Linked DNA regions of Homo sapiens: region 1 is linked to region 2. Evidence: read pairs that join two places in POLR2A ChIA-PET (ENCODE). Cell type or tissue: PC-9. All regions are shown on one strand. Each heading gives the region's core, and the rest is flanking DNA. Links, peaks and the distances in the headings are about the cores only. Region 1 has its middle 160 kb from the start of MIR3672. Region 2 has its middle 100 kb from the start of C1GALT1C1.

Region 1 (16,221 bases), core at 7,735-11,734, 800 kb after region 2:
ATAGCTTAAAATTATCAGATGCCAGAGTGGTATCTGTCTTATGTGATTTGAGGTGTAACACCTGATAAGTTCAGTTTTAAATAGAGTTAGAACTAATGCAATTTTAGAATCCAAATTTACCTTACCCTACATTAAGAGAATTTGGCATATTTAAGAAAACTTGTTCCTTTTACCAACACCTAAGAATGTTAAATGTGAGAATAATTCTTGGTCTTTCAAATAAAAAATCTGTTTTAGAATTGGTCTAGGAAAGAAACATGAATATAGTTCATGGATATATTCTGGGCTTTGAAATTCTTTTGTATAACTTGTGATCAATATATTATAGCAGAAGCATAAAAATATTTATTTAAAAAATGTTATCATTTGGCTATAAAGTCTGAACTCTAACCTGCCTAGAGTTATGTAGACTAGAAGCCCTGCTATAATTATACTTACCTGGAATTAAATTAAACACTTACCAGGTGATCCAATGGACAATTCCAAAATGTGTAAGATAGTAAGCCTCAAACTGTGTGGAAACTCAACTCTCTACCATGTTGGTATTGCCAGAATTCCTAGAGATTAAATCACGTTGCTTTAGAGAGGAAACCTGCCACTAGTTATCTATTGATTTCATTTTCCTGTGTGTGTGTGTGTGTGTGTGTGTGTGTGTGTGTGTGTGTGTGTGTTTTGCTACCGATGCTCCCTTTCCAAAATGTAAACCAATATTATATTTTATCTAGTTTGCTTTTTCTCTTATAACTTTCGTTTGCCATTTTTCTTCTGTACACTACACTTGTGTTTGGATGATGGTTGTAACATAACCAAGGCCATTAAGCTGTTGACATTGCACTGGAATCAGCTTTCTGAATGTAAATTATATTACATAGACCAAAAAATAAATGAAAAAAAAATTCTTTTGAATGAAAAGAAGTTACAGAATGTTGACAAAATGTAACTAATTTTGCATATACTTGTAATGATTGCTTTTTGCAATTCAAAATATCCCGTGCTATTAAATTTGTGTTTGTTAAAGTAAATCTATTTTCCTCAGATGAAATGCTTCACATTCAATTATATCAAAATTTCTCATCTATGACTCTTGATTTCAGACTTCACCATTTGTGCAACTATTAAGTTTGAGACAATTTAAAATGGAAATGTTTTTGAATTTTGGTAATTAAGGCAGAGGATGGTCACTATAAGCAAATAAAAAAACAATTATAAATGTCTTAGGCTTTTCAGAAAATATTGGTGTTAGGACTAGAACTCTGTTGAGATAAATTGGCTGTTTTTGTTTTTTCATTTTTGTTCTTTTTGTATATTTTTTTAAAAAATCCCACTTGCCTTAGTGAGATGCAATGTGGGAGTATAAAGCAGAGAACTTAACTGTGCTGTAGTCCAGGGGTCCCCAACCCCTGAGCCGCGGACTGGTACCAGGCCACACAGCAGGAGGTGAGCAGCAGGTGAGCATTACTGCCTGAGCTGCGCCTCCTGTCAGATCAGCAGCAGCATTAGATTCTCACAGGAGAATGAACCCTATTGTGAACCGCACATGTGAGGGATCTAGGTTACGCACTCCTTATGAGAATCTAATGCCTGATGATTGAAGTGGAACAGTTTTATCTCGAAATCATTCCTGCCCCCATCTGTAGAAAAATTGTCTTTCATGAATCCCATCTCTGATGTCAAAAATATTGGGGAATGCTGCTTTAGAGTACCCTTTTAGTGATACTGATTTTGAGGGGGTTAGGCAAGAGAGAACTAAAGGATAATAGGAATTTATGATAAATAGTGAATATAATTGTAGTCTGCCTTGTCCACCAATAGGCATAAAGGAAAGCACTCAGAGAATATCAAAGTTCAGTGCTGATACGTGGAGAATTATTTAACTCTAGCATTTCCAAAAGAATGCAAGGGTATGGCTGCTTTGACATCTTATCAAGAGCCAAATAGATGGAAGCATCTTGGGCTAATAAAGGTAGGTATATTGTGTTTTATACATTAAATATTCTGTGACATTTGGCACTTCAGAGAGATTAGACTGGGCCATATGCTTTTTCAGATTCTGTAAAGCAGAGTAGGCAGGAACTCAGTTTGAAAGTATCAGTGATGTTGGATTTATTTTCCCAATTATAGCTAAATGAAAAAAAAGTCTATGAAACAAATATTTTTTATAAATTTCAAAATATTATTGACAACATAAAAATGTATTTTAAAAAATCACTATTTGTAGTGGGTAGAATAGTGTCCTCCTTAAAACATGTCCACTAGAACCTCAAGTAGTGACCTTATTTGGAATAAGGGTCTTTGCAAATGTAACTATGAGTAAGGATCTTCAGAAGACATCATTCTGGATGAGAATGGGCCCTGAGTCAAGTGACCAGTGTCCTTATAAGGGACTGAAAAAGAACATAGAGATGGAGGCACAGGCCATGTGAGGAAGTCTTGGAAATATGTCTATGACATATTAATATAAAAAGCAAGTTGCTGAGCTGGATATAGAACAAAACTCAGTTGTGTACCCTCTACACATGCATGAAAAGTGTGTACCTACGTGTAAATCTGCCTCCACGTATAGTTTATATAATAATTTGGTTATCAGTTACCAAGTAACCAACCACTTCTAAATTTAACGGCTTGAAACTATTATTTTCACATTTCTGTGGGTCAGTTGCTATCATCAGGGTAGTATTTATTTGAACTTCTCACATATGTTTGTTGTCAGTGATGGCTGGAGTTGGAATGATCTGAAGTCTTGACTTGGCCTTAGAAATCCAATAGTTGAATTACATGTCTGGTGGTTGATGCCGACTGTCCACTGGGAGCTTAGTTGGAAATGGCCTACATATGGCCATTCTGTGCAGCTTGGACTTCTCCATAGAATGGTGGCTGGGTTCTGAGATGGAGTGCACAAAATCAAGCATCGTAAGATATCCACGTGGAAGCTGTAAGTCTTCTGGTTTCTGATCTGGCCTCAAAATCATACAGCATTATTTTTCTTATAGTCTATTGGTCAAAATCAAGCCATAGCACTAGTCCAGGTTCAAGGAATAGGGATTAAAAAAGAGTGTGTGTACTGCGAGGTATGGTTTATTAATAGGGCGCATCTTTGGAAACTAGCTGCCACATATAGATATAGAGAAAATCTGGAAATACTTACCTTATCTTTTAGCAATGTTTACTCCTTGGGACGGGTAGGATAGAAGAGCAGAAGGTTGGAGTGGGGGGAGGCTTTTGCTTTTCCATAGATGTCAGAAAAGTGCTTTATTAATTACTCTAGCTTATTTGTCATCTTTTTTCTCATTTCCAGTTAAAATATAACAGAAAAACAAATGCGAGATTCAGTTCGTGTGTGTGTGTGTGTGTGTGTGTGTGTGTGTGTGTAGGTGTGTGTATGCATGCATGTGTATTTCAGAATATCAACAAATTGGTAATTTCTGCATTTTTTAATTTTTTTAATTTTATTATTATTATACTTTAAGTTTTAGGGTACATGTGCACAATGTGCAGGTTAGTTACATATGTATACATGTGCCATGCTGGTGTGCTGCACCCGTTAACTCGTCATTTAGCATTAGGTATATCTCCTAATGCTATCCGTACCCCCTCCCCGCTCCCCCTACCCCAGAACAGTCCCCAGAGTGTGATGTTCCCCTTCCTGTGTCCATGTGTTCTCATTGTTCAATTCCCACATATGAGTGAGAACATGCGGTGTTTGGTTTTTTCTTCTTGCGATAGTTTACTGAGAATGATGATTTCCAATTTCATCCATGTCCCTACAAAGGACATGAGCTCATCATTTTTTATGGCTGCATAGTATTCGATGGTGTATATGTGCCACATTTTCTTAATCCAGTCTATCATTGTTGGACATTTGGGTTGGTTCCAAGTCTTTGCTATTGTGAATAGTGCCGCAATAAACGTACGTGTGCATGTGTCTTTATAGCAGCATGATTTATAGTCCTTTGGGTATATACCCAGTAATGGGATGGCTGGGTCAAATGGTATTTCTAGTTCTAGATCCCTGAGGAGTCGCCACACTGTCTTCCACAATGGTTGAACTACTTTACAGTCCCACCAACAGTGTAAAAGTGTTCCTATTTCTCCACATCCTCTCCAGCACCTGTTGTTTCCTGACTTTTTAATGATCGCCATTCTAACTGGTGTGAGATGGTATCTCATTCTGGTTTTGATTTGCATTTCTCTGATGGCCAGTGATGGTGAGCATTTTTTCATGTGTTTGTTGGCTGCATAACTGTCTTCTTTTGAGAAGTGTCTGTTCATGTCCTTCGCCCACTTTTTGATGGGGTTGTTTGTTTTTTTCTTATAAATGTGTTTGAGTTCATTGTAGATTCTGGATATTAGCCCTTTGTCAGATGAGTAGGTTGCGAAAATTTTCTCCCATTTTATAGGTTGCCTGTTCACTCTGATGGTAGTTTCTTTTGCTGTGCAGAAGCTCTTTAGTTTAATTAGATCCCATTTGTCAATTTTGGCTTTTGTTGCCATTGCTTTTGGTGTTTTAGACATGAAGTCCTTGCCCATGCCTATGTCCTGAATGGTAATGCCTAGGTTTTCTTCTAGGGTTTTTATGGTTTTAGGTCTAACGTTTAAGTCTTTAATCCATCTTGAATTGATTTTTGTATAAGGTATAAGGAAGGGATCCAGTTTCAGCTTTCTACATATGGCTAGCCAGTTTTCCCAGCACCATTTATTAAATAGGGAATCCTTTCCCCATTGCTTGTTTTTGTCAGGTTTGTCAAAGATCAGATAGTTGTAGATATGTGGCATTATTTCTGAGGGCTCTGTTCTCTTCCATTGGTCCATATCTCTGTTTTGGTACCAGTACCATGCTGTTTTGGTTACTGTAGCCTTGTAGTATAGTTTGAAGTCAGGTAGCGTGATGCCTCCAGCTTTGTTCTTTTGGCTTAGGATTGACTTGGCGATGCGGGCTCTTTTTTGGTTCCATATGAACTTTAAAGTAGTTTATTCCAATTCTGTGAAGAAAGTCATTGGTAGCTTGATGGGGATGGCATTGAATCTATAAATTGCCTTGGGCAGTATGGCCATTTTCACGATATTGATTCTTCCTACCCATGAGCATGGAATGTTCTTCCATTTCTTTGTATCCTCTTTTATTTCCTTGAGCAGTGGTTTGTAGTTCTCCTTGAAGAGGTCCTTCACATCCCTTGTAAGTTGGATTCCTAAGTATTTTATTCTCTTTGAAGCAATTGTGAATGGGAGTTCACTCATGATTTGGCTCTCTGTTTGTCTGTTATTGGTGTATAAGAATGCTTGTGATTTTTGTACATTGATTTTGTATCCTGAGACTTTGCTGAAGTTGCTTATCAGCTTAAGGAGATTTTGGGCTGAGACAATGGGGTTTTCTAGATATACAATCATGTCATCTGCAAACAGGGACAATTTGACTTCCTCTTTTCCTAATTGAATACCCTTGGTTTCCTTCTCCTGCCTAATTGCCCTGGCCAGAACTTCCAACACTATGTTGAATAGGAGTGGTGAGAGAGGGCATCCCTGTCTTGTGCCAGTTTTCAAAGGGAATGCTTCCCATTTTTGCCCATTCAGTATGATATTGGCTGTGAGTTTGTCATAGATAGCTCTTATTATTTTGAGATACATCCCATCAATACCGAATTTATTGAGAGTTTTTAGCATGAAGGGTTGTTGAATTTTGTCAAAGGCCTTTTCTCCATCTATTGAGATAATCATGTGGTTTTTGTCGTTGGTTCTGTTTATATGCTGGATTACATTTATCGATTTGCGTACATTGAACCAGCCTTGCATCCCAGGGATGAAGCCCACTTGATCATGGTGGATAAGCTTTTTGATGTGCTGCTGGATTCGGTTTGCCAGTATTTTATTGAGGATTTTTGCATCAGTGTTCATCAAGGGTATTGGTCTAAAATTCTCTTTTTTGGTTGTGTCTCTGCCCAGCTTTGGTATCAGGATGATGCTGGCCTCATCAAATGAGTTAGGGAGGATTCCTTCTTTTTCTATTGATTGGAATAGTTTCAGAAGGAATGGTACCAGTTCCTCCTTGTACCTCTGGTAGAATTCGGCTGTGAATCCATCTGGTCCTGGACTCTTTTTGGTTGGTAAGCTATTGATTATTGCCACAATTTCAGATCCTGTTATTGGTCTATTCAGAGATTCAACTTCTTCCTGGTTTGGTCTTGGGAGGGTGTATGTCTCCAGGAATTTATCCATTTCTTCTAGATTTTCTAGTTTCTTTGCGTAGAGGTTTTTATAGTATTCTCTGATGGTAGTGTGTATTTCTGTGGGATCGGTTGGTGATATCCCCTTTATCATTTTTTATTGTGTCTATTTGATTCTTCTCTCTTTTTTTCTTTATTAGTCTTGTTAGTGGTCTATCAATTTTGTTGATCCTTTCAAAAAACCAGCTCCTGGATTCATTAATTTTTGAAGGGTTTTTTATGTCTCTATTTCCTTCAGTTCTGCTCTGATTTTAGTTATTTCTTGCCTTCTGCTAGCTTTTGAATGTGTTTGCTCTTGCTTTTCTAGTTCTTTTAATTGTGATGTTAGGGTGTCAATTTTGGATCTTTCCTGCTTTCTCTTGTGGGCATTTAGTGCTATAAATTTCCCTCTACACACTGCTTTGAATGTGTCCCAGAGATTCTGGTATGTTGTGTCTTTGTTCTCGTTGGTTTCAAAGAACATGTTTATTTCTGCCTTCATTTCGTTATGTACCCAGTAGTCATTGAGGAGCAGGTTGTTCAGTTTCCATGTAGTTGAGGGGTTTTGAGTGAGTTTCTTAATCCTGAGTTCTAGTTTGATTGCACTGTGGTCTGAGAGACAGTTTGTTATAATTTCTGTTCTTTTACATTTGCTGAGGAGAGCTTTACTTCCAACTATGTGGTCAATTTTGGAATAGGTGTTTTGTGGTGCTGAAAAAAATGTATATTCTGTTGATTTGGGGTGGAGAGTTCTGTAGACGTCTATTAGGTCCGCTTGGTGCAGAGCTGAGTTCAATTCCTGGGTATCCTTGTTAACTTTCTGTCTCGTTGATCTGTCTAATGTTGACAGTGGGGTGTTAAACCCTTCCATTATTATTGTGTGGGAGTCTAAGTCTTTTTGTAGGTCACTCAGGACTTGCTTTATGAATCTGGGTGCTCCTGTATTGGGTGCATATATATTTAGGATAGTTAGCTCTTCTTGTTCAATTGATCCCTTTACCATTATGTAATGGCCTTCTTTGTCTCTTTTGATCTTTGTTGGTTTAAAGTCTGTTTTATCAGAGACTAGGATTGCAACCCCTGCCTTTTTTTGTTTTCCATTTGCTTGGTAGATCTTCCTCCATCCTTTTATTTTGAGCCTATGTGTGTCTCTGCACGTGAGATGGGTTTCCCAAATACAGCACACTGATGGGTCTTGACTCTTTATCCAATTTGCCAGTCTGTGTCTTTTAATTGGAGCATTTAGCCCGTTTACATTTAAAGTTAATATTGTTATGTGTAGATTTGATCGTGTCATTATGATGTTAGCTGGTTATTTTGCTCGTTAGTTGATGCAGTTTCTTCCTAGTCTTGATGGTCTTTACATTTTGGCATGATTTTGCAGTGGCTGGTACCGGTTGTTCCTTTCCATGTTTAATGCTTCCTTCCGGAGCTCTTTTAGGGCAGGCCTAGTGGTGACAAGATCTCTCAGCATTTGCTTGTCTGTAAAGTATTTTATTTCTCCTTCACTTTCGAAGCTTAGTTTGGCTGGATAGGAAATTCTGGGTTGAAAATTCTTTTCTTTAAGAATGTTGAATATTGGCCCCCACTCTCTTCTGGCTTGTAGAGTTTCTGCTGAGAGATCAGCTGTTAGTCTGATGGGCTTCCCTTTGAGGGTAACCCGACCTTTCTCTCTGGCTGCCCTTAACATTTTTTCCTTCATTTCAACTTTGGTGAATCTGACAATTATGTGTCTTGGAGTTGCTCTTCTCGAGGAGTATCTTTGTGGCGTTCTCTGTATTTCCTGAATCTGAACGTTGGCCTGCCTTGCTTGATTGGGGAAGTTCTCCTGGATAATATCCTGCAGAGTGTTTTCCAACTTGGTTCCATTCTCCCAGTCACTTCCAGGTACCAATCAGACGTAGATTTGGTCTTTTCACATAGTCCCATATTTCTTGGAGGCTTTGTTTGTTTCTTTTTATTCTTTTTTCTCTAAACTTCCCTTCTCGCTTCATTTCACTCATTTCATCTTCCATCACTGATACCCTTTCTTCCAGTTGATCGCATCGGCTCCTGAGGCTTCTGCATTTTTCACGTAGTTCTCGAGCCTTGGCTTTCAGCTGCATCAGCTCCTTTAAGGACTTCTCTGTATTAGTTATTCTAGTTATACATTCCCCTAAATTTTTTTCAAAGTTTTTAACTTCTTTGCCTTTGATTTGAATTTCCTCCTGTAGCTCGGAGTAGTTTGATCATCTGAGGCCTTCTTCTCTCAACTCGTCAAAGTCATTCCCTGTCCAGCTTTGTTCCATTGCTGGTGAGGAACTGCGTTCCTTTGGAGGAGGAGAGGTGCTCTGCTTTTTAGAGTTTCCAGTTTTTCTGCTCTGTTTTTTCCCCATCTTTGTGGTTTATCTACTTTTGGTCTTTGATGATGGTGATGTACAGATGGGTTTTTGGTGTGGATGTCCTTTCTGTTTGTTAGTTTTCCTTCTAACAGACAAGACCCTCAGCTGCAGGTCTGTTGGAGTTTGCTAGAGGTCTACTCCAGACCTTGTTTGCCTGGGTATCAGCAGTGGTGGCTGCAGAACAGTGGATTTTCGTGAACCACGAATGCTGCTGTCTGATCGTTCCTCTGGAAGTTGTGTCTTAGAGGAGTACCCGCCCGTGTACGATGTCAGTCTGCCCCTACTTGGGGGTGCCTCCCAGTTAGGCTGCTCGGGGGCCAGGGGTCAGGGACCCACTTGAGGGGGCAGTCTGCCCGTTCTCAGATCTCAAACTGCGTGCTGGGAGAACCACTGGTCTCTTCAAAGCTGTCAGACAGGGACATTTAAGTCTGCAGAGGTTACTGCTGTCTTTTTGTTTGTCTGTGCCCTACCCCCAGAGGTGGAGCATACAGAGGCAGGCACGCCTTCTTGAGCTGTGGTTGGCTCCACCCATTTGTAGCTTCCCGGCTGATTTGTTTACCTAAGCAAGCCTGGGCAATGGTGGGCACTCCTCCCCCAGCCTCGCTGCCACCTTGCAGTGTGATGTCTGACTGCTGTGCTAGCAATCAGCAAGACTCTGTTGGCGTAGGACCCTCCGAGCCAGATGCGGGATATAATCTCATGGTGCGCCGTTTTTTAAGCCCATCGGAAGAGCACAGTATTGGGATGGGAGTGACGCGATTTTCCAGGTGCCGTATGTCACCCGTTTCTTTGACTAGGAAAGGGAACTCCCTGACCCCTTGCACTTCCCGAGTGAGGCAATGCCTCGCCCTGCTTTGGCTCGCACACGGTGTGCTGCACCCACTGTCCTGTACCCACTGTCTGGCACTCCCTAGTGAGATGAACCCGGTACCTCAGATGGAAATGCAGAAATCACCCGTCGTCTGCGTCGCTCACGCTGGGAGCTGTAGACCGGAGCTGTTCCTATTCGGCCATCTTGGCTGCCCTCTCAATTTCTGCATTTTTTAAACCGTCCTAAGGCCTAAAGGAAGAAGGAAAACTTCCTAAAACAGGAACCACTCCTTGTCCTCCTCCTTATCTCTCCCTTTCACATGCAGACACACACACACAAGTAAATTTCACTCAATTTATATTACCTGTGTGAAAAAGTAATGCACCATGATCCAGTGGAATTCATTCTAGAAAAGCAACTAGTTTTTCAGTGTTAGGAAATGTATGGCCTATGTCATAATATTAATAGGTTTAAAAGAAGAAAATTATGTGATTATTTCAATGAATGTTAAAAATAAAACATTTTTATATAAAAGTCAATGAAATATAATTAAAAATATTTTTATAATTATAAAATATTTTTATATTTTATAATTATAAAAATATAATTATAGCCATATATAGAAAACAACAACAATAACAGAAATATAGGTTTTCAAAGTAAATCTCTAAAGCAATGTTCCTCAGATTATTTTCTATAGATTACTTGGCCATTTAAAGGCTCAATGAGAATAGGGTTATGTAACATCTGAGAAGTCCAAAATTTAAATAGTTAATTTAGTTGTTCTAGGTTTTCCAAATGTTTTTAACTGTGGAAATATCTCTTCTTGAAAGACATTAGTGTCCAGTCCTATCATGTTTCTCAGAATGTGCTGGCAAATGCTGCTCTAGAAGTTTTTTTATTATTGTCAGGAAAGTAGAAAAAGTATACAATAAATGGTGTTGGAAACAACTAGTTAGCCATTGTGAGAGAAATAAAGTGTATCTCTATTTCACTCCTTACCAAAAAATAAATATTAGATAAACTAAATCTAAACAACATCAGAAATCTACCAGGTGAAAAATTAGGTGACTGTTTTAATAATTTTGTGGTGAGGAGAACATTTGTGAGTCTTACTGCAAAGCCAGAAACTATAAAAAAGAAAATTGAAAGAATTATCCACATTCAAAAAGGACACAGGGATGAAACAAGAACAACAACAGAAATCATTCTTATTTCAAAAACGGAAACTATAGAGGATCATCATCCCTGCTACTATGACCACTTTATCCTTGAGCTCGTTGAGAAGGCATTGTACAGTCCAGTGAAAGAGGCTGTTTGTTATCTTTATAACTTATCATCTTGTCCACAGGATTATTAAGAAATTTCTTTCCATAAAGAGGGGAATTTGGGTGATTATTAGTAAAGGACACAGAAATATTCACATTCTTTGCCAATCATAAAATGCCAGTTTACATACTTCACCAGACTTCTTTGTCCACGAATCTTTCAATCTCAGATAATATGACAAAGTCCCAGACAATATGACCAAACTGTTAACTGCTGCTCAAGAATTAATATAAATCCATTTCTCAGATCATCTCTCCTTACAAGCAGAGTGGATAACAATAATGCTGCTAAAGTTATGTCCACAGGGAGAAGTTTCTTTCTTCACTGTTCTTCACGGCCACCGTTGAGTAGGACTGAAATGTTGAGGCAATATACTTCAAGAAAGTGCCAGCATATTGTGCATAGTTACCTAAAAATGCGGCTTGATTTTTCTTTCTCTTAAGGAGTCGTCCATAAGTTTGGGTAGAAGGAGTGATGGTAGTGTGATAAAGGTAGGCACGCTGGCATTGTAAGCCACCTGCTGCTGCTCAAGCAATTTACATGTGCCTTTAAGGCAATCCCTCAAAACCACTTCTACTTGACAATAGAATACTTTTTGCGCGTATATGATTTGTGAAGAAAACAAAGCTTAAAAGGTTTTTTCATTGTCAGGCTTTGAGTCTCTAGCAGGGCCAACCAGTAAGCCAAAATCTGTTTCCATGAAGGAGAATTGATACGTACTAGATAAGTCATAGTTGTGCTTTAAAATTTTAGGAGCTTCTACTGTGATGTTCTTATAAGGGATTGGACTTTGTACAAAATTTAATACAATCTAATACACTTCAAGAATTGGATGAGCTGTATCATAATGGCCAGTTGGCAAATTTGCTTGCAAGCACCGTAGCCTGTAATATCTGGAGATGCTTGTATTATTTTCATCTCTGTCTGAGGCCTTGTAGGCTACTTGATATATGAATTGGAGCAGCATACCCAAGCATAATTTTTGTAAAGTCCCATTGAGTGTTATACCTCTTTCTTAAAGTTTAGGAGAGTAAGGTGCAGGGACTTGTTCATTTTGGAAGGAAAATCACATTATTTACAACGAAATCACATTACCAAAGCCACTGGATCCCCAGTAACTTTACCTATGCTTTAGACTCCCTAATTTTCATGAGATGTATTCTACATTCTGATAGCCATGTGTCTGGTGTCTGATGAAGATGTCTAAGATAATTCCTACTACTTCCTGCTCACTTGGTCCTGTTATGCTGTCTTTATTAGTATCAACCAGTGTACTGTTCTGTGGGATGATAAAATGATCACTGTCCATGTAGACAAAATTGTGTCACAAATCTGTAGAGTTGATATACCTCTGTGGCAAGATGGTAAATGTTTAGTGCTATGCCTACCAAGTGAAAGCTAACATTTTTTTGTTCTTCAGTTATTGAGATAGGGGAAAAAGTATTTACCAGTGCTATAGCTTTATACTAGGTATTGGAAATTATATTGATTTGCTCCAGAAAACTGACTAGTCTACAACTGTGGCTGCAGTTGGAGTCATCACCTAATTAAGCTTAAAATAATTCATTGTTTTGCTCCAAGATGGCTTTGTCTTGTACACAGGTCAAACTGGTGATTTACATGAAGATAGAAAAGGAGGCACATATTTTAAATATTTGATGGTTCCATCAACCACTTTGATTTCCTTAAGTAGTTTTTTTATTTTAGTAGGAGAGGGAACCCAGGGGCTTTCCAAGGATCCCTCACCCCTTGAGTCAGGGAGCCAAATAAGGATTCTGCTTGTTGTGGAGTATGTCTATTCCAACTACATATCAGTAAATGGAATGGTAACCACAAGATGGTTTGGAGAATCCCGGGAATACAAAAGTCTTATCTACAAACTGAGCCTGTAATTTTCTTTTTTGACCAGAGGACTACAGTAGTGTTCTGAGTTCTCAGATATTAACTTTATTTCATAATTCCTGAAAAGTGTGAGAATTTGCTTTCCTTGGGGCACAGGAACACTGATAATGGCACAAGTCCTAGTGATTTTATAACAAAGACTTTCCTCAAGGATTCCCTGTCTCCCTTTCATTCAAAGTTGATGACTTTATTAACTTGCTTTAGGAACGAGACCTGAATGAGGGGCTTTGACCCATAATTTTGATGGTTCAAGTTAGAATTTTTAAACCAGAGTTAGAATTGTTTTCAGTTTTACCAGTCAAGTAAGACATTAATGGGCATCCCATCTGTTTGTCATAGGTACTGAATAATTAGTTTTCCTCTATCAAAGACCATTAAGAGTCAAATCAATATGATTAAAAATTTGACCTTGTTCATTTCATTAACCTTGCATACATTGCCTCTAGTTTTCAGGTACTGCTTTTTGGCATCTGCCACTTAAGACAGCATTACCCTTGTTGATATTAGGTGCCATTTTAAGTTGCAGCATCTGCTCCCTTCATCTTCAGGCTAAGGAGGACACCTGTCATAGCACTTTTCATAGATGCTGGTGTACCCTTCATCCGTGGATTTCTCAATGTCATGAGGAAGAAAGAGTCTTTTGGATCCTCTCATAGGATAGTTAAAAGGTAGGTTAGTATGTCACACATGATAATTCTATTCCAATGCTCCTACTTCTCTGAAAATTGGCATTTTTCCTCCAAATTATAGATAGGAATTTCTCACATCTTAACTTCATTTAGAGTAGGCCTATATTGAGTTTAGTCAACCAATCAAGCACAAAGAAATATAGCTCTTTAAATTAGCACCTGCAACCCAGAATTTCTGTTAAGTGCATTCGTATCTATAATATAAATTTACCTTGTTTAAAATTTTGTTCTCTTTCTGACCTCTCATCCTCAGAATATATTTTCATACCTATTCACCAGTAATTTGTTGTAATAACCAAGAGTCTTGAAATTATTTTGATATGTAATATTTTCAATTCAAGGTGTAACCTTGAAGTTTGTCCCTTTGAACATTCTGCCATCTAACTCCGGTTACATACAGGTCTCAGTGGCCTTAAGGGCTCTTAACAGGGAGGAAATAGGAAGAACTGACATTCACTTTCTATGTAACTGCCTCAGAAGTTGTTACTTGGTCTTCAGGTAAGTTGATTAGGGTAAGAGTTGGTTCTGTTAGCAAGGGAATTTAGTGGTATCTGGAGGTCAAAGTTTATCTCAGTCCTCCTATATGCTCTCTCAGTGATGTTTTGAGGCCGAGGGTTTTCTGAGCCATCTTAATAGTGATATTTGTTCTTGCATACTCATGATTACTCATGCTAGATGATGGAGCAAGTAAATTACTCAATCTTAGTGGATTAATAAAATACATATTTTTTCTAACATCACATTTATGGATAACTCTTTTCCAATTAGTGACACAAGGACCTGAGCTTATTGTATTGTGGATCTCTGTCATCTCAAATGTTTTTCATCTCTATTCACATGGATATGGGAAAGAGTGACCTGAGGATGCCAGAGAAGATTTTTGGAATCAGCCTTGGAAATTATATATATTAATTCAGTCCACATTACCTTGGCCAGGAATAGTCATGTGGCCCCACCAAGATACAAGGGAGGCTCTGTTCCCAAGAAGATAAAATGAAATTGGTGAATATCTGTGATAGTCTCTTCCACAGTCTGCTTTTCTGGTCACTAAATATCAATTTCGTGTTTCTTCCCAAACCTAGAATACACTCATCTCTCAGCAAGGGGAACAACCCATAGTTGCAACTCAAATCAATAGTGTATCAAATTAGAAGACAAAGATCTCTGAATGATAAGCACTATTCTCTAGTGCTTATCCCTGAACTGAAATACAGGTTACCTGCCTAACCCTCCACACTCTATATCCAGTGGTAGAGCAGGGATGTAATAATTTCAGTAAACTTTCTTATTAGAAAAGGGGAAAAATGGGAGACACACAATAGTCAATGGTGCATAAAAATTATCAAATTCTGCTAACCAGACAATCAAAGGTTCCCATTGTATTATTTAGGGATATTCAGGCTGAGCTTCTCTAAAAAAAAATAGCCCTAAAATTTCAGCAGCTTAACCTAATTTAAAGTTTTATCTGGACTCATAGAATGAGTTAGCAAGAATCTCTTCCTTCTTGATTTTTTTGGAATAGTTTGAGAACTGGTGTTAGTTCTTCTTTATCAATATGTTAAAATTCAACAGAAAAGCCACCCAGTACTGGGCTTCTCTTTATTGGGAGACTTTTTATTATCAGTTCAATCTCATGATTTGTTATGAATCTGTTGAGGTTTTCTACTTCTTCCTAATTCAATCTTGGTAGGTTGTATGTTTTCAGGAATTTATCCATTTTCTATAGGTTTTCCAGTTTGTTAGTATGTAGTTGTTCATAATAGTCAGTGATGATCCTTTGTATTTCTGTGGTATCAGCTATAATGTCTCCTTTTTTATTTCTAATTTTGTTTATTTGGTTCCTCTCTCTCTTTTTTTTCCTTGGCTTGACAACTTCATTCTTTTGTATGTGGATATCTAGTTGTCCCAGCACAATTTGTTTTAAAAAAACTAGTTTTCCCATTGAATTTTCTTGGCAAACTTGTCAGAAATAAATTGATTCTAAATCTAAAGTTTAATTCCTGAACTCTCAATTTTATTTTATTGTTGTACATTTCTATATATCTCTATATGCTAGTTCCACACTGTTTTGATTACTATAGCTCTGTAGTGAAATTTGAAATCAGGAAGTTCGAGTTCTTAATTTTGTTCTTCTTTTTCAAGATTATTTATGTTATTCTGGGTCCCTTGCAATTCCATATGAATTTTGAGATTAGCTTGTCAATTTTTGCAAAAATGCAATCCAGGAATTTGGTAAGGATTTAGTGAATCTAGACATCAGTGTGGAGTGTATTCCCATGAATTCATTACTATGTGGTCATAGAGAATGACTCTTTCTGAACCTGTCTTATCTGTTAAATGGGGATGATAAAAATTCTCTTAAATAATTTTAGTAATATTGTTAAAAAGATGAAATGAAATATGTAATAAGTTATTTTGTAAACTATAAAATGCTATGTAATTTTAAGTTGATTTAGGTTAATTTAATTATAATTATAAAATGAAGTACAAAGATAATTTTTCTTGTCTAATTTTGGAGCTCATGTAGGCCATCTCTCCTTTCCATTTTTCTAGTCTTTCATTAGCCAACAGTATCATGACCAGCATCATTAATTGATGAAATTTATTGAAACCTACTGTGTTCCAGACTTTGTGCTATCCACTGACGATATCCACTGAATCCTTATGGGGTGCACAGCAGTCAATTAATGTATAAATTTATTGAGACAAAATAGAATATTATTTTCATGAAGGTAGGAACTCAGTGAGGAAAGTTTAAGGACAAAATACAAATAAACATTGAATTATAATTTTTCTAAAAAGTATCAAGTAAAAAAGTGTATTATGATTCACACGTGAACACATCTTATTGCATAGACAGATAATCATAATTAGCATACACCAGTCAGTAATGGCTTGGTTTCTGATCTTAG
Region 2 (16,221 bases), core at 6,893-10,892:
TCATCAGGGCAGAAAAACTAGGCTGCAGAAGCAGAGAGCTCAAAGGGCTCAAGTGAGTGCTGTACACCAGTTCCAATAATCACCAATTCCTTCGGATAGAGATCTTTTTCAGGTCCCACTTCTGCACACCATTTATGTCAACCTAAATAACAAACAGAGAGAGGCCCTCCAAAAGAAAATGATATGTATTCAGGAATAGAGCATTGCAATGTTAATATGTGTCCTAGTAAACTATGTGCGTTTTTGGGGAGGTAGATGAAGACAAAGTTTTTAAAAGAAAAATGAGGATTACTTAATTGTTTGGAGATACTTATCCTTGGCTACAAGGATCAGTAACAAGGGTGGCATCACTCCAAGGCTGGACAGGCAGCTGATGGGCAGATATCCTTGCAGAAGTATTTTTGTGTGTGTGAGGTTGTGATGGCCTTTGTGCAAGGTTGTGGTTTTTGCAGTCTTTTCTGAAAGTTCTTGTTATCTGTCATTTATGCATGAGAATCCTCCCTTCATGGTCTTCCCTGGCTCTATTTGTCATTTTTTTTTTCCACAGTGACTCCATTTTGATTCTGAGAACTTTCACAGGAGTTCCCTACTCCATCATTTTCATAGATGTCACCTGGAATTTTTTCCTTCTTTTTCATGACCTTGACAGTTTTGGGGAGTACTGGTTAGGTATTTTTTAGAAAGTTCCTCCACTGATATTCGTATTATGTTTTTCTCATAATTATGCTGGGGCTGTGGGATTTGGGAGGAACTCCACAGAAGTAAAGGGCTATTTTGACCACATTATATGACTGGTATGTACGATCAACATGACTTATCACTGTTAAGAAAAGGGGAAGTAGAATGTAGTGGTTTAGGGGTTTGGGCTCTCAAGTGAAACACATCTGAATTCAAACCCTAACTCCTCCACTTGCTTGGAGCTTTTCTGAACTTTGGAGCTTTTCTGAGCTTCAGTTTTCTCATGTGTAAAACAGATGTAATAATAGCAGCTACCTCATAGGGTTACTGTGGAGAAGCACATGAGAAGATTCATGTGAAGTGATTAACTTGATGTCTGGCACATAGTAAGTACTCAATATAGGTGAACTAGTAGAATAAGAGGATGCGTGTTTATGTGGGTAGGTGGATATATACAAGAAAAATTTATCAATTAGTATTAGGAGGACCTGAAATGATTTTTATTATTTAAAGCCATAATTTTATTGAAAGATTTGATGGGAAACCCAGAGTTCCATGGGGAGATATTAGATAATATGGGAAATTTTGTACAATGGGGCATTACTCTGGAGGACAGGCATAGATGGTTACTGTAGTTTTAGTTCCTAGGTAGCTAGGGGATAGTATAAGGAATTCCTGACATTATATTATATTTGTGGTCAGGGAGGGACCCTAGAAGAAAAGAAAGGGGTGACAACTATGTAGTAGTTAAAAGCACTACTATTGAAATCATACAAACCAGGGATCAAATCCTAGCTTTCCATTCATAGGCTTTGTGCCCTTGGGTAAAGTGACTTAACTTCTCTCAGCTCTCAGTTTCCTCATCTGTAAAATGGAGACAATAAATTGAGTAGTAAATGAAATAATCCATGTAAATGACCCAAAGCATTTGGTGTCCCATAGTGCTCAGTCGATATTAGCTGCTCTTTACTACCTTACAATCGTGACTTAGTCTGGGGACACCCAATAGAAGTCATAGGTCTTCAGATCAGAGAGGATTTTGTGCGAAGAACTGGCTTTAGGAAGCTTCGCCTTTCAAGATGGAGGATGTTTTGAGCTCCTTCTCTTTCTAGTCACAGTTTCTGGCTCAGGCCTGCTGCAAGCTGCCCTAGGGGCAGGGTGCTTTTATGATATTTGTGATGGCTAAAAATCGTTTTCTTAAAAAAAATACTTTTGATGTACAATAAGAAAGAAAATGGAAACCACATGGAAAATTTAGCCCATTCCAATACGTTCTTAGTCTCCCATTCTACATATTGCTAGGGCCTCTTCTGCAGATGATGGCTGAGAATATCCTCTGTAGAGCAATAAATCACAGAATCATTAAATGCATCCTTGCAGCTGCACCAGGGCTAGTTAGAGGCCTATTCAAGAAAAGGGCTTATGTGGAGGGGATTTTTCCTCCTTCTTTTAAAAAGCCACCTGTACCATTTTTGTCTTGGTTTTTAAGTGGATGATTTAAGATATCATTTTCTTCCTCTACTTCTATTTATGATGTACAAATAGTCCTTTGTTAATAGGGAAAGAAAAACACCACAAACTCAAATGCCAAACCTAATTAAGGCTCCTTAGAGAAAGTGTGCCTCTTTAACTTTCCAACTTCCTTTCTGAGTTAGTAATTTAGGGACTGGACAAGACACAGGTGGAAGGAATTGTTTCATCAACAGCTGGTGCAAAATCCCTCATATTCCTGGAAGTGCACCAGTTCAGGGTACAGAAATATCTGAGAGAACTAGGGCTAGTCTGGAAAGAGCATGTATTGTAATCTAAATGTTTTTCCTGTTGATTGGCAAACTCTCAAAAGTTCTTTGAGGCTAGGAGAGATAGCTTTGAGGAAAATATTGGAACCAGATCATGTAATCCAGATGTTGAAAACAAGGCCTTGAGAAAGAAAAAAAAGTCATTTTATTATAAATGAAGCCTTGAGGGGAAAATTCAATTTCTTTATAAACTAGACCTTGAGCAGGAAAAATCCTTTTATTGTAATCATATCAATTCTAGTTAGATTCACATAATGAGGCTAACTGTGCAATTTGGTGAAGATGATGATCAGCCACGTAGAATGATTTAAAGAGTTCCAGAAGCACTTTCTCTCTACAATAAAGTCATCCCTACTCAGAGGTCATAGTGCCCGATATCCCTTCATCAGTGTTTCTTAACCCTTTTTTGGTCAAGGACTTGCTTTAGAATCTGGTGAAAGCTACTGACTTTTTCCTCCAGGAAAATGACTGAACATGTGGATATACACACATCAGCATACGTTTTGATGAAGTTCACAGACTCCTGTGAACAGCCCTGGGGAGTTTTTGAACAGTCAGCATTTCTCATAGTTGTTTTTTTTTTTTTTTTTTTTTTTTTTTTTTTTTTAGATGGAGTCTTTCTTTGTCCCCTAGGCTGGAGTGCAGTGGCACGATCTTGGCTCACTGCAACCTCTGCCTCCTGGGTTCAATCAATTTTCCTGTCTCAGCCTCCTGAGTAGCTGGGATTACAGGCACCATGCCTGGCTAATTTTTGTGTCTTTAGTAGAGACAGGGTCTCACCATGTTGGCCAGGCTGGTCTCGAACTCTCAACCTCAGGTGATCCACCTGCCTCAGCCTCCCAAAGTGCTGGGATTACAGGCATGAGCCACTGCACCCGGCCTCATAGTTCATTTTCAAGAGCCACATAATGGGCATCCTGGGCTGGGCATGGTGGCTCATGCCTGTAATCCCAACACTTTGGGAGGCCAAGGTTGGAGGATCGCTTGAGGCCAGGAGTTTGAGACCAGCCTGGGCAACATAGAAGACCCCATCTCAACAAGATACACAAAGAAATTAGTCGAGTGTGGTAGTGCACACCTGTAGTCCCAGCTACTTGGGAGGCTGAGGCAGGAAGATCACTTGAACCCAGAAGTTTGAGGCTGCAGTGAACCATGATTGTGCCACTGCACTCCAGCCTGGGTGGAAGAGCACGACTCTGTCTCTCTGTCTCGGGGAAAAAAAGGGCACCCTGCTGACACAGACCATCCTTGAGGTAAACTAAAATGAATCTCCATCATATTTTTCATTTCACCATCACATTAAAGTATTATTTGAAATAATGTACTTAATAATGATTTTATATTAAGGAAAGAGATGATATTTAGGGGCAATAATTCACCAAGGTATATAGGTTTACCTTGGTGACACACAGCTTGATCACAGATCAGCTTCCATGTTGAGTTGATTTCTTTCCTTCCTATTTCTATTAAATTTTAAAAAGTCAAGCTTTAAAAACACTTTAAAATGCTCCACAATATTACAGGATAGGTGAAATAAGAATGCTAAATTTTTTTTTAATTTTTATATTTATTTATTTATTTATTTATTTATTTATTATACTTTAAGTTCTAGGGTACATGTGCACAACGTGCAGGTTTGTTACATATATATAAATGTGCCATGTTGGTGTGCTGCACCCATTAACTCGTCATTTACATTAGGTATATCTCCTAATGCTATCCCTCCCTCCTCCCCCCACCCCACAACAGGCTCCGGTGTGTGATGTTCCCCTTCCTGTGTCCAAGTGTTGTCATTGTTCGATTCCCACCTGTGAGTGAGAACATGCGGTGTTTGTTTTTTTGTCCTTGCGATAGTTTGCTGAGAATAATGGTTTCCAGCTTCATCCATGTCCCTACAAAGGACATGAACTCATCATTTTTCATGGCTGCATAGTATTCCATGGTGTATATGTGCTAAAAAATTTTAAACTATTTGTCTTAGTTGGATTCCTCCACAGCAGTCTGAGGCAAGGACATGGGTGCAGTTAGTATATTTAGGGTGTTATTCCAGGAAGCAGGAGCGAGGTAGTAAGGAGAATTAGAGAAAGAAAAAAAGTCAGTGCAAAGGTGCATTATGAGGTTGCTGCATTGGGCAACAAGGGCTGAATTCTGGTTAGACTGCTTGGGGGAAGCTATAGAACATTCTCCCAGAACTCTCCCTTTGATGGATGAGAGGTTGCAGCTCTCATCCACCAGTTATTGTCCCCCTCATTTGAGGGTTATCTCCAAGGCTAGGAGGTGTTTTCATGTGGATTGGCTTTCATGAAGGCCTTGAGGGCAGAAGCAGAAGAGAGAAACTTGATTTTGGGGCAGGATACTGTTTGTTAGGGTGATGTGAGTCTGAGCTTACATAGAACTGTCTACCCCAGCTCTGGCTGAGCAAGGTGGAGAAAGAGGCTGTGATGTAGGGCACCAGAAGCATTTATTCCACTATTGAATCTGGGTAGTGAATACCTGGACTTTCATTATCCTATCTACTCTACTTTTGTACATGTTTGAAGTTTTTCATAATAAAAAGTTAAAAATTCTAATTCAGAATCCTAGGTCATTGGGAACTGCCTTAAGTATTTAGTGGCCTTATCAAACCTATAGATATTATACATCCAAAAAGCTAGATATTACAAGGACGGTTCCCTGATAGTACTTTGAAGCACTCCATCAGATACTAAAGTCCCTGAACAAATCACAGTCAAAGGCTAGAAGACAGAATAGTTGAACTTGGGAAACAGATGGGTGTGCATTCCTAAATTACCACTTTGACTGCATTTAGTTCAAAAAAGTGTGGTTACAAGTTCCACTGAAGAACTTGAACGTGATATTTACATATACCCAATCATATATAGTCGATTTCTTTCTTCAAGAAGTGCATAAAGTCTCCACATGTTGGGACAGAATCAAATTCTTAGTGACAAAGCTGTTTGCATCATAGTTCAGTCTTCTTAAAAAATTCTGATTATTTTATCTTTAACATTAAACATGGCAGTATTTCACCACTGAGCTAATAACTACAGGTTCTTTAATATTCTGAAAATGTGGCTATAAAATATGTCTTCAGCAAGGCATTTGAATATGAGAAATGCTCTTTAGTGGCATTATCATTTTCATAAGGTCCCTTTCCCTATCCCTTGTATCAAAAAGTTATGGGAGAGCAGCTTCTCTCAACAGCTGGCATGCTTAGTGTGGAAAAGTGGAGATTAGTATTTACTGCTTATTTCTTTGTACAGCATGCTGGGAAGACATCTTCTTAGGGGCCAAAATTTTATTATACTCACAGTATTTGTTTTTTTCAATACTGAACTGTGATCAGAAGGCATGTTGCTGATCATTGTTAATCAAGTCGTGAGTGGCTTCACATACGGGTGCAACCTCTTTTATTTGCTACATATTTCTGGGCGGCAGTCATGGCTAATGCTCTTCAGAATTGGCCGCAGTGCCCCTTTTCCAATCTACTTCATGACTCATTAAAAAAAACCACTTGTTAACTAAATTAAAAACCTTTCCTTTTATGAAGAGAAACTAGATCTCTCCTATATTGCTGGTGGCAATGTACAATGGTACAGCTACTCTGGAAAAGAGTTGAACAGTTTCTAATGAAACCAAACATGCAACAACCATACAACCCAGCAATTACACTCATGGGCATTTATCCCAGAGATTTAAAAACTTATGTTCATACAAGAACCTGTACACAAATGTTCACCGCAGTGTATTCCTGATAGCCCCCAATTGGAAACAACCCAAATGTCCTTCAACATGTGAATGGTTAAGCAAACTGTGGTATATCCATAGCATAGAACACTACTCACAAATGAAAAGGAACATATTATTGATATGTACAACATCTTGAGTGGATTTACAAAAATTGTACTAAGTGAAAAAAGGCAATGACCCGATTATATATGATTCCAAATGTATAACATCCTTGAGATGACAAAATTATAAAAATGGAGAACATGTGAGTGGTTGCTAGGAGTTAAGAAGGGGGTGGAGTTGGAGATAATGGGTGTGGCTATAAAAGGGCAACATGAGGGATCCTTGTGGTGATGGAACCATTCTGTATCTTGACTGTATCAATGCCAATATCCTGGTTGTGATACTGTATGGTGTTGCAAGACACTGTCATTGGGGGAAACCGGGAAAATGGTACATGGTTTCTCTTTGCAGTATTTCTTACAACAACTGCATGAAAATCTGTATCTAAGGTAACAAGCATAATTTAAAAAAAAAACCTCTTTTCTCTTATAGCATGGGATTTCAGTGTCAAAAATGTGGAGCACTTCTCCCGTGTGTGTTTGTGTGTGTGTGCGTGTGTGTGTCTGTGTGTGTACATACCACTCCTATGCCAAGAGTCTGCATATCCGTGTTTTTACCTGTCTCTAAAGTAGAATATCTGCTGGTGTCCACATGTGATAATAATTGCCTTTTATATTGTGTGCCATAGATATTACGGATGTCCTATGACGTTGTTATAAAAATTCTGCTGATGACTCACTCTGCTTTCTCTAAGTCACTTTGTCATTGATATTGTGCCTGGTTTTATAAGCTTCTTGGCAATGAAGTGATTTGTACTTGTTTTGCCAAGAGGTCTAATAACGTTGAATGAAACCCCCATAGCTTTTATATCTTCCCTGCCTTCGTCACAATATTCATCAACTTCATACAGCAAAGAATTACTTCGTGCTTGCTTTCAAAATATTCAATTGGTTTATCACAGGGTTAACTGTACTTTGATTAATAATTATGTAAAAGCGGCCGTGGGCCGAGGAGAGCTCTAGGTGGCCAGCCAAAGACCTGGGGCGTCGTGGGCTTCGGCGAGCATGCAGGGATGAGCGGGTCCCTCGGCCGAGCGGCGGGCTCGGGTGCGGGCGGTGGTGTTTCAGGGGAGCGGCTGGACGCACTGGTGAAGGACAAAGTGGTTGTCTTCCCTCAAGGGGACGGCGGAGCAACCCCAGTGCGGCTTCAGCAACGCCATGGTGCAGATCCTGTGGGTGCACGGCGTCCGCGACTATGCGGCCTACGAAGTGCTGGACGACCCCGAGCTGCGACAAGGCATTAAAGACTATTCCAACTGGCCCACCATCCCGCAAGTGTACCTCAACGGCGAGTTTGTGCGGGGCTGTGACATTCTTTTGCAGATGCACCAGAATGGGGGTCTGGTGGAAGAACTGAAAAAGCTGGGGATCCACTCCGCCCTTTTAGATGAAAAGAAAGACCAAGACTCAAAGTGAGGGCGCCCGGGTCCTCCCTGAACAGAGGGAGCCGTTCGTGTCAGAGACTCACTGCCAGAAAAACCTTACCGATTTTGGTTTTCACTACTGAGACAACTGCGTTGCACTGATCATTTCCGTTCGTGAGCAGTCGGGTGATTTTAGGTTGTCTGGTGTTTGGGCTAATAAGATTTTATTGTGAGCTTAATTACAACCACTGCACTGTAATAATTCAATGCTGTATTATGATATTGCTGTAAACAAAATTTGTTCTTATATTGCCATTTATTTTTTGCCTGATTCAGGAGTTAAACTAGGAGCTTTGGAATCATTATTCATGACCCCTCTGCAAATATGTCAGTCTGCAAAGACAATATCTTCCCCCAAATTATGTATAGCTTCTTCCGTTATGGAAAACGATGGACAAAGAAGAAACTGTGATAACTGGGTTTTTTTTTTTTTTTAAATAAACTGCCAACACAGGAAGAAAGTTATGTAAAAGCTTTGATGACTTCGTGCTACAATTTGATACATTTTATTATAAAGAGCATGCTGGAGACTGGGGCAAATGGATGGCAGGTCTAATAAAATCAAATTTTCAGACATTTATCTTCTTACTTCATATTTGCATTTTCGACTGCTTATATGATATTGTCACACACACACAGGCTTATTTTTATTGTTACTTTAATATTCGACAAACCTTTTTTCCTTAGTAAAGTTTATTTTTCCAACATAAAAGTAATATAAAACTTGGAAAATACAGCAAAATAAAAAGAGGAAAAATCAACATAATTTTACTGCCCCAAAAATCCCATTGACTTTTTTTTTTTTTTTTTTCCTTGAGACGGAGTCTCGCTCTGTCGCCCAGGCTGGAGTGCAGTGGCGCTGTCTCGGCTCACTGCAAGCTCCGCCTCCCGGGTTCACGCCATTCTCCTGCCTCAGTCTCCTGAGTAGCTGGGACTACAGGCGCCCGCCACCACGCCCGGCTAATTTTTTTTCGTATTTTTAGTAGAGATGGGGTTTCACCGTGTTAGCCGGGATGGTCTCGATCTGCTGACCTTGTGATCCGCCCATCTCGGCCTCCCAAAGTGCTGGGATTACAGGCGTGAGCCACCGCGCCAGGCCCTGATAGAGATTTTGTTCATTTTTTTAAATTTGTTTGCTTTGTTGATAGCTTGAGAGACCTTCACATTTCCATGTACCTGAGTCATCAAAATTTCTAAATCTGGTGGGTTCTTCACCCTAGAGTCCCAAGAGTGCCATAAGATACATCCTGGCATGGCAGTGGCCAGAGGGGCTGGTCTGGAAAGGGTGACAGAGGCCCTGATGTCTCAGGGAAAAGCACTCAGCATGAACCAGTAATCTGCACAAGGGTCGACCTAGTCCAGAAAGAACTTTTCCTGGGCTCGGTTCCCACCCTGGTGGTCACATCGCCGTGACTCAGCAGGAAGAGGCCTCCCCAGAGCCCAGGTCTCTCACAGTTAAGTGTTGTCAGAGGCTGCCGCGTGGGCCAGCAGTCCATCTCATTGGGTTAGCAGCAGCATTCCAACCCACAGGATTTGTTCACAGGCTGGAATGCTGGCCTCAGGGCTGGGCAGTGGCACTTCCTCCACTTGGTCCTGATGCTTGCAGTGATACCCTGTGGTGGTGCCATAAATCAGCTCTGCTCTGTGCTTTCCCAGAGAGATTTCCAAATGAATTGCCCTCCAAGCAGGCAGCGTGAGATACCTCCTTTCAGATGTCATGAACTAGATGGAATTTTGTTTTTACTAGAGGGGGGTAAATAGCAATGCCAGGCTATGATGTTGGAGTCTATTCAGTTTGCCTCACTTGACCCACATGTCAGTTATGAGCTAAACCTCACAGGCTGTCTCCTCAGGGTTAGTGGTTATTTTTCCTCAGCTAGAGGGAAGAACAAAGGAATGGAGCCCAGATGCACCAGAATGGGGACCTGGTGGAAGAACTGAAAAAGCTGGGGATCCGCTCCACCCTTTTAGATGAAAAGTAAGACCAAGACTCAAAGTGAGGGTGCCCGGGTCCTCCCTGAACAGAGGGAGCTGTTCGTGTCAGAGACTCACTGCCAGAAACTGTCACAGCAGCTGCAGGTTTGCACACCCAGTGCTTGACATTAGGCAAACCCCCTCATTTCTCGGGGTCCTCGACCTCCTCAAAAGTTTTTTCTTTTTTTTTTTTTTTTTTGAGACAGAGTCTTTCTCTGTTACCCAGGCTGGAGTGCAGTAGCATGATCTCGGCTCACTGCAACATCTGCCTCCTGGGTTCAAGTGATTCTCTTGCCTCAGCCTCCTGAGTAGATGGGATTACAGGCATGTGCCACCACGCTTGGCTAATTTTTGTATTTTTAGTAGAGATGGGGTTTTACCATGTTGGTCAGGCTGGTCTCAAACTCCTAACCTCAGGCAATCCACCCACCTCGGCCTCCCAAAGTGCTGGAATTACAGGCGTGAGCCACCGCACCCAGCCGGAAGTTTATTCTCTTAACTGGAGCTCAAGACTTCAAGACCAGTCTGGGCAATATGGCTAAACCTGGTCTCCACAAAAAAATACCAAAGGTATCCAGGTGTGGTGGTGAATGCCTGTAGTCCCAGCTACTTGGGAGGCTGAGGTGGGAGGATTGCTTGAGCCTGGGAGGTGGAGGTTGCAGTGAGCCAGGATCGCACCACTGCACTCCAGCTTGGGTGACACAGCAAGATCATGTCTCAAAAAAAAAATACATAAGGATGGTTAAGAATGTAATTTGACAAAAAGAATGTAATGTGATTGCTGTAAAAAATCATAATTAGCCTTACATCTCAAATATGTGGAAGGTATGTAAAGAAATAATATTATTGCTTTTTCCTCTGTCACTGGCTAGGTTTCTGGGAATGATCAGTGGCCCTGGATCACCCAGAGTCCATGCACCACACTTTGAGAAACAGTGCGTAAGGGAAAAGTATATGCTATGCTTTAAACACATTTATTAATACATTAAGTTTGATTCTATTTAAATTGGTTGAACTTTATTATACTTGATCATGAAGTTTCTATCATGGGTAAAAAATTATGACAAAATAGATGCTTTTTACTGATAGTTTGGCATCTTCCTTAATAATAGACCTGTAGCCAGGGTGAGGATGTCCAGCTAGGTACTTACGTACATTTTCCAGCCCGCTTTGTGGTCTGGTGTGGCTCTGAGACCAGTGAAATGTAAGTAGGAGTGATGTGTGCTTTTTCTAGGCCCAGCTCTTTAAACTTTGCACATGTGCTTCTCTTTACTTTTTTCCTCTAACAGAAGAAATATGGATGTGCCCATAGCACACATTACTCAGCTTTGAAACTGGCAGATAAGGCTGTTGCCTTACAGAAGGGCAGAGAAACATGAAGGAATCAACCCAAGTCCATGAGTGACTGAATGAGTTGAGTAGGCCACCTATGTGCTCTGGACTGTCAAGTGGAGAGAAACTTGACAAGTGGTGAGTTCTTTGACTCCCTGTACTATTGGGTTTTTATATTATAGAGGCTTAGCCCTTTAAGCCTGATAAAGCCAGGGAAACTTGGAGGTCTGAAAGCTCCGATTGGTAGCTTGTGGGGAAGAGTGGCTCTTGGTGGCACAGGACAGGTGGGAAGGAAAAGGGAGTCAGGATTTGGCACAAGACTACCAACCATGGTAGGTGGGTATGGCAAGTGCGTGTCCAGTTGATTTCTAAGGATGATTTTGGTGGTACTGCCAGGTAGGGGAGATAAGAAATAAGGAATAAGCTTGGTTGTGAGTCATACAGAAGTGTAGTTTTCTTATGAGAAAGAATAACTGAGTCAGGGGAAATGGTACCACTTAGTCATCCAGTTTAGGATTAGAGAGAAATGAAATCAAGGGAGCCACATCAGGCATAGGTCATCTCTGGGTCACCTCATGCAGGATCCAGGGAAGTGACACTTCTAAGCTTCCTGAAGGGTCCCTGGGGCTCTTGCTACTTTTCCTACTTTAGTCATGATTAGCATAAAAACTGTGGTGGAACTGTGGTGGCTTCATTAGTGGCTTCAGCTGTAAAGACTTGAAGCTGGAACAAATCAGAGATAAATCTTATTTACCTCACTTATTTACCTTTCATCTACATATGATTTAGTGCCTCAGCCACTGCTAGGGTACCTTTCTGTAAACTGGAAAAAGTGCTCCTTTTTGGGTTGGGGGCATGGCCTAGCAAGCACATGTATCAAACTAGGAAAGGAAAGCATTACTTGGTGAGTACAGTGCAGTATGGATTTCAGCCCCCATTCACCTCCATGACTGGGTATCCTTTGTGCAGTGAACAACATGCACAACTGTACATGGTGGCCTTGCAGACTACCAGAGGCACAGTGAGCATGAAGAGTGAAGTTGGAGAGTAAAGAAACAATTCAAATGTAACCTGCTGGCCAGAGGTACTTATAGGAAAGGCAAAAGAGAAGCAAAAGGTGAAGGGTGATTTAAGAACAGTTTTAAACTTAATATCTGAAGGGCCATCCCCAAATAGACAATATACTTTCTTGTATCTTTACCTTTGCTCATGCTGTTCCTCATCTGAAGTATCCTCTCTGGTTATATGATTCCTACACATACTCCAAAGCTTACTTCTAGACTTAACCTTTCCAAAAAGCCTTCCGTGAACTCTGTAGCTTACAAAGATCCCTCCCTCCCTCTTTACACTAAACTCTGACCATACTGCACTTAAGTTTCTGCCTTACATCATGCTCAGTGATTAGCTGGCCTGCTTTCCTTTTTGGCTGATTACTTCGTTTCTGAAACCATCTCTTGTGCCCCCCCCCCCAATAGCTATGGGAGTTTATTGAACTTAGTATTTATACATCAGTCTCTCCTCAGTGGATTCTAAGCTCTGTCAAGGCAGGGACTGTGGGTTTTAAAAAAATTTCTATCCCCAGCCAGCACAGGGCTCAACAAGTGTTTGTTGAATAAACAAATGGGCAATCCATGCTCAAAAAGATGTCTATTTGTTTGAGTGACCGAGAGCCTGGAAAATTTCTTCTCCAGTCCCAAACTATGTTTTTATTCAGGGAACCTCCGCTAAGCTCCCCACAGCAGGGTATGGGGACCACTTGTGACCAATTAACTTAAAATCTTTCCCCTGTTCAGACACTATTTTAACAAATCCTTGCAGTAGAAAGAGCACTGTGCTCATTGGGTGGTTCTAGTTCAGTTCTGATACTAACTAGCCATGTGACTTTGAGCAAATTGAAATCACCTGCCTGGCCAGCCTTAGTTTCCTATACTGTAAAATGAAAAAGTAGCTTTAATAGTCTGCAATGTTGTAAAGCAACATGATAAACAATGTGGTAATTGAGCTGAACTGTGAAAATATATTCATATCCATGGTAATACCTAACTCCTATCCTAGCTCAGCTTGAAGCAATTTTTCTTCGGCAGTGAAACATTCATAAGATGTTTTATGCGCCCCATGACCAATAAACAGCTGTAGGAAACTTGGGGAAAATATAACTCTCCCTCTTGGCCTGTATAATTTTACTGTTGTTGTTGTTGTTAATGGGCAGCCACCACTTCTTCTCTCTCCTTCATGGGGCTTATTTGTTCATTCTATTTAGGGTTGGCAGGTTCATCAAATAAAAGTGCAATATGATTCCTTCATATTTGTTCAGCACTTCACAGGTTATGAGGAAGCAGGTTAATGTATTAGAATGCAGAATGGCAGAAATAGCCTTGCTATCTAAAGTGTGTCCCCCCAACTGATAGCATTAGCATTACCTTGGAGCTTCTTAGAAATTCAAACTCTGAATCCCACCCCAAACCTACTGAGTCAGAATCTGCATTTTAACAAGACCTGCAGGTGATCATGTGTACACTAAAATTTGAGAAGCCCTGGGCTAGTTCTAACTGCCTCCTCCATTTGCTCAACAGCTGTCCCTAAACTCTGGAGTAGGAAAAAGGGAGTAGAGTTGCCCAAAATATGAACTCTTCAATTGGCTCCTTCCTATATTGTAGGGACTATCACACATGTGGTGGTCTTACAGGGCAGTGCATAATAAACAGCAGATAATGTTAAGTTTTCTGTCAGGGCCATCTGCTCAAACAAAGTCAGAAACCACATCCAAAAAGAAACCACATCTGTAGTATGATGAAGGCACTATGTCTAGGCAAGGCTGGACCTGAGTCAAGTTGTCATCTCTGCCTGGTTGGGATATCTATGCCTGTGAATATTCTTGAACTCTCCCTTTTGGCTACAATTCTTCACTACAAGGTTCTCTCCCTTTTTCTTTCAGATACTGAGTGTCCTCCTCAACCAAAGTGAACATTTAGAAAGGCATGTACTCTACTGTAACATTAAGTACAGTAGGTGTTTCTCCTCACCTGGGCTCTATATTCTCAGTTCTTTGCAAACATCCTCTTAAAGGGATTTCATTCCCCCAAGTAGCTATTGGAATAGGGTATTTTGGAAGGGTCTGGGTCACATACTCCACCTAAGAATAAAGCCAGCTCTGCTTCTAGGCTCTCAGCCTCAGCCTTACCCATATTCTCAAATCTCTCCACTCGCTCAGCCTCTCATACAGTTGCCCTTCCTGCCTTCACAAGTCTCTGTCTCTTTCCACTTCTCTCCTCCCAATTCGGGTCAGGCTAGACTGAGGATGGCTAGACCTTAGAGATCGGCCAGAAATACAGAGACACGGAAGTGATCTGCAGATGTCAATGAAACCAGAATAGTAAGAAATCCAGAGAAGGAGGCATAGTGTGATACCAGTTGGTCTGATAAGAGGGGACTAGGAACTGGGATTCAGAGGCAAGAAAGACTTTAGTTCTCATGAGAATTAGGGAGTCAGTCTCAGCTCTGGGAACCTGACATGCTGACCAGGGATCTAGCAGAAAGGGAGAGTCATGACTGGGCACGGGTAATTGGCAAGAAACCAGGGACTGGACAGAGGTTCTGAGGTCAGAAAAGGGCCAGAAGCTGGGATAGATTTGGACCTATGGCTGGGGTTGGTGGCTCCAGGAGTGAAGGCTAGAGTCCTGTGCTGAAGTTCCACCATTTGTTTTATTCATTTGAGATATAGATTTCGCTTTATAGAGTGGAGGTTAAGAATGTTGGCTCTGGAGCTAGATGGCTGGGGTTCAATTCTGTCTTCATCTCTTACCAGAGGTTTGACTTTGGTAAGGCTCTTAATCTCCCTGTGCCTCATCTGAGGGATGCTGTGAGGCTCCAATGAGACAATGTATGCTAAATGCTTAGCAAAGCACTGGCCCACAGGACATCCTAGCTAAATGCTATGCATGATGATGGTTAGCCCTCGAACTCCATGCCTCCATTCCTCTACTCCTCAAATTCCCTTCTGGTCACTGGGACATGTTCCCTCTGCTTAAAACAGCTTTTTTCCCTTAACTCCTTTTCATCGTTTAGGCCTCAGTTCAGACCTCAGTTTCCATAGGGGTCCTTTCCCAGATGCTCTTGGAATGGGTGAGGGGTTCTTCCTTGTGCTCCTATAGCACTTACACTTTTTTTTTTTTTTTTAAGACAGAGTCTCACTCTGCTGCCCAGGCTAGAGTACAGTGGTATGATCTCAGCTCACCTCAACCTCCACCTCCCGGATTCAAGCGACTCTCCTGCCTCAGCCTCCCAAGTAGCTGGGATCACAGGCGTGCACCACCATGCCTGGATGATTTTTGTATTTTTAGTAGAGACTGGTTCTCACCATGTTGGCCAGTGTGGTCTCGAACTCCTTACCTCAGGTGATCCGCCTGCCTTGGCCTTCCAAAGTGCTGGGATTATAGGCATGAGCCACCGCACCCGGCCAGCACTTACACTTATACATCATGTATTGTAATTGCTCATTTCCTTGTCTGTGTCTCCCATTAGTCCCTCAGCTCTACAAGTTTGGGGATTGTATCAGTTTTTTCCACTGCTCTCTCAGTTTCGCTGACACACAATAGAAATTTATTAAATGTTTGTTGATTAAATGAATAAAATGGTGAGAGACTTCAAGCTTAGGTGCCTTGGGAGAGCCATAACCAGACAGGATTCCTCTGTTAAAGCTTAATCTATGAGCTGCTGACAATTGTAAAGCCAGAGCCCCAAGGCCTGCGGTCACTTTCAGATGATGTCCCTTTCGGGAGGTGTCAGTGAAACCCACCTGCCCACCACCTTGCCTGTCTGTTTTCTGTGTGCTGTGTGGGCCAAGTAGTACTGGGAGGAGCAGCTTTAAATCTGAAAGTGTCCTATACATTTTCCAAGCCTCTGTAGCAGTCACCATTTTTCCCAAGCTAGCTTGTGTAATAATGCCTGGAGGCTAGTAAACAATGAACAATCCAATACCTTTCAAAGCATCCTGGAAGTACAATATTTGTGCTCCTTCTGTGGCATGTAAATATGTCTTATATCATGCAACATGCTGCTTTTCTAAATATTCATAAAATCTTATCTTAAATTTCTTTTATTTTAATAAAATGAAAATCTCGGTCTGTCTTTGTGAGCAAAATGATGTTTCCACCAACAAAGCTA

Evidence for each region. ChIA-PET counts read pairs that join two places held together with the same protein. Peaks named below come from ENCODE experiments on the same cell type or tissue, not always from the same donor. Only the 100,000 strongest peaks of a DNase experiment are listed, where the experiment ranks them.
Region 1: POLR2A ChIA-PET joins it to region 2 with 5 read pairs; 1 of 35 experiments calls an interaction of 5 or more read pairs at or near these places.

What each region holds. Positions count from the first base shown.
Region 1 is chrX:121,527,755-121,543,975 of GRCh38, forward strand. No RefSeq gene overlaps it. Among named protein-coding and RNA genes, the nearest start is that of MIR3672, 160 kb to the left of the region's middle. In PC-9, for the core only: no CTCF peak of the experiment used is centred there; no DNase peak of the experiment used is centred there; H3K4me3 peaks cover 724 bases.
Region 2 is chrX:120,725,653-120,741,873 of GRCh38, forward strand. It overlaps the pseudogene GLRX5P1. Among named protein-coding and RNA genes, the nearest start is that of C1GALT1C1, 100 kb to the left of the region's middle. RefSeq lists an enhancer at 10,835-12,034. In PC-9, for the core only: no CTCF peak of the experiment used is centred there; a DNase peak (open chromatin) is centred at 9,209; H3K4me3 peaks cover 1,946 bases; H3K27ac peaks cover 3,837 bases.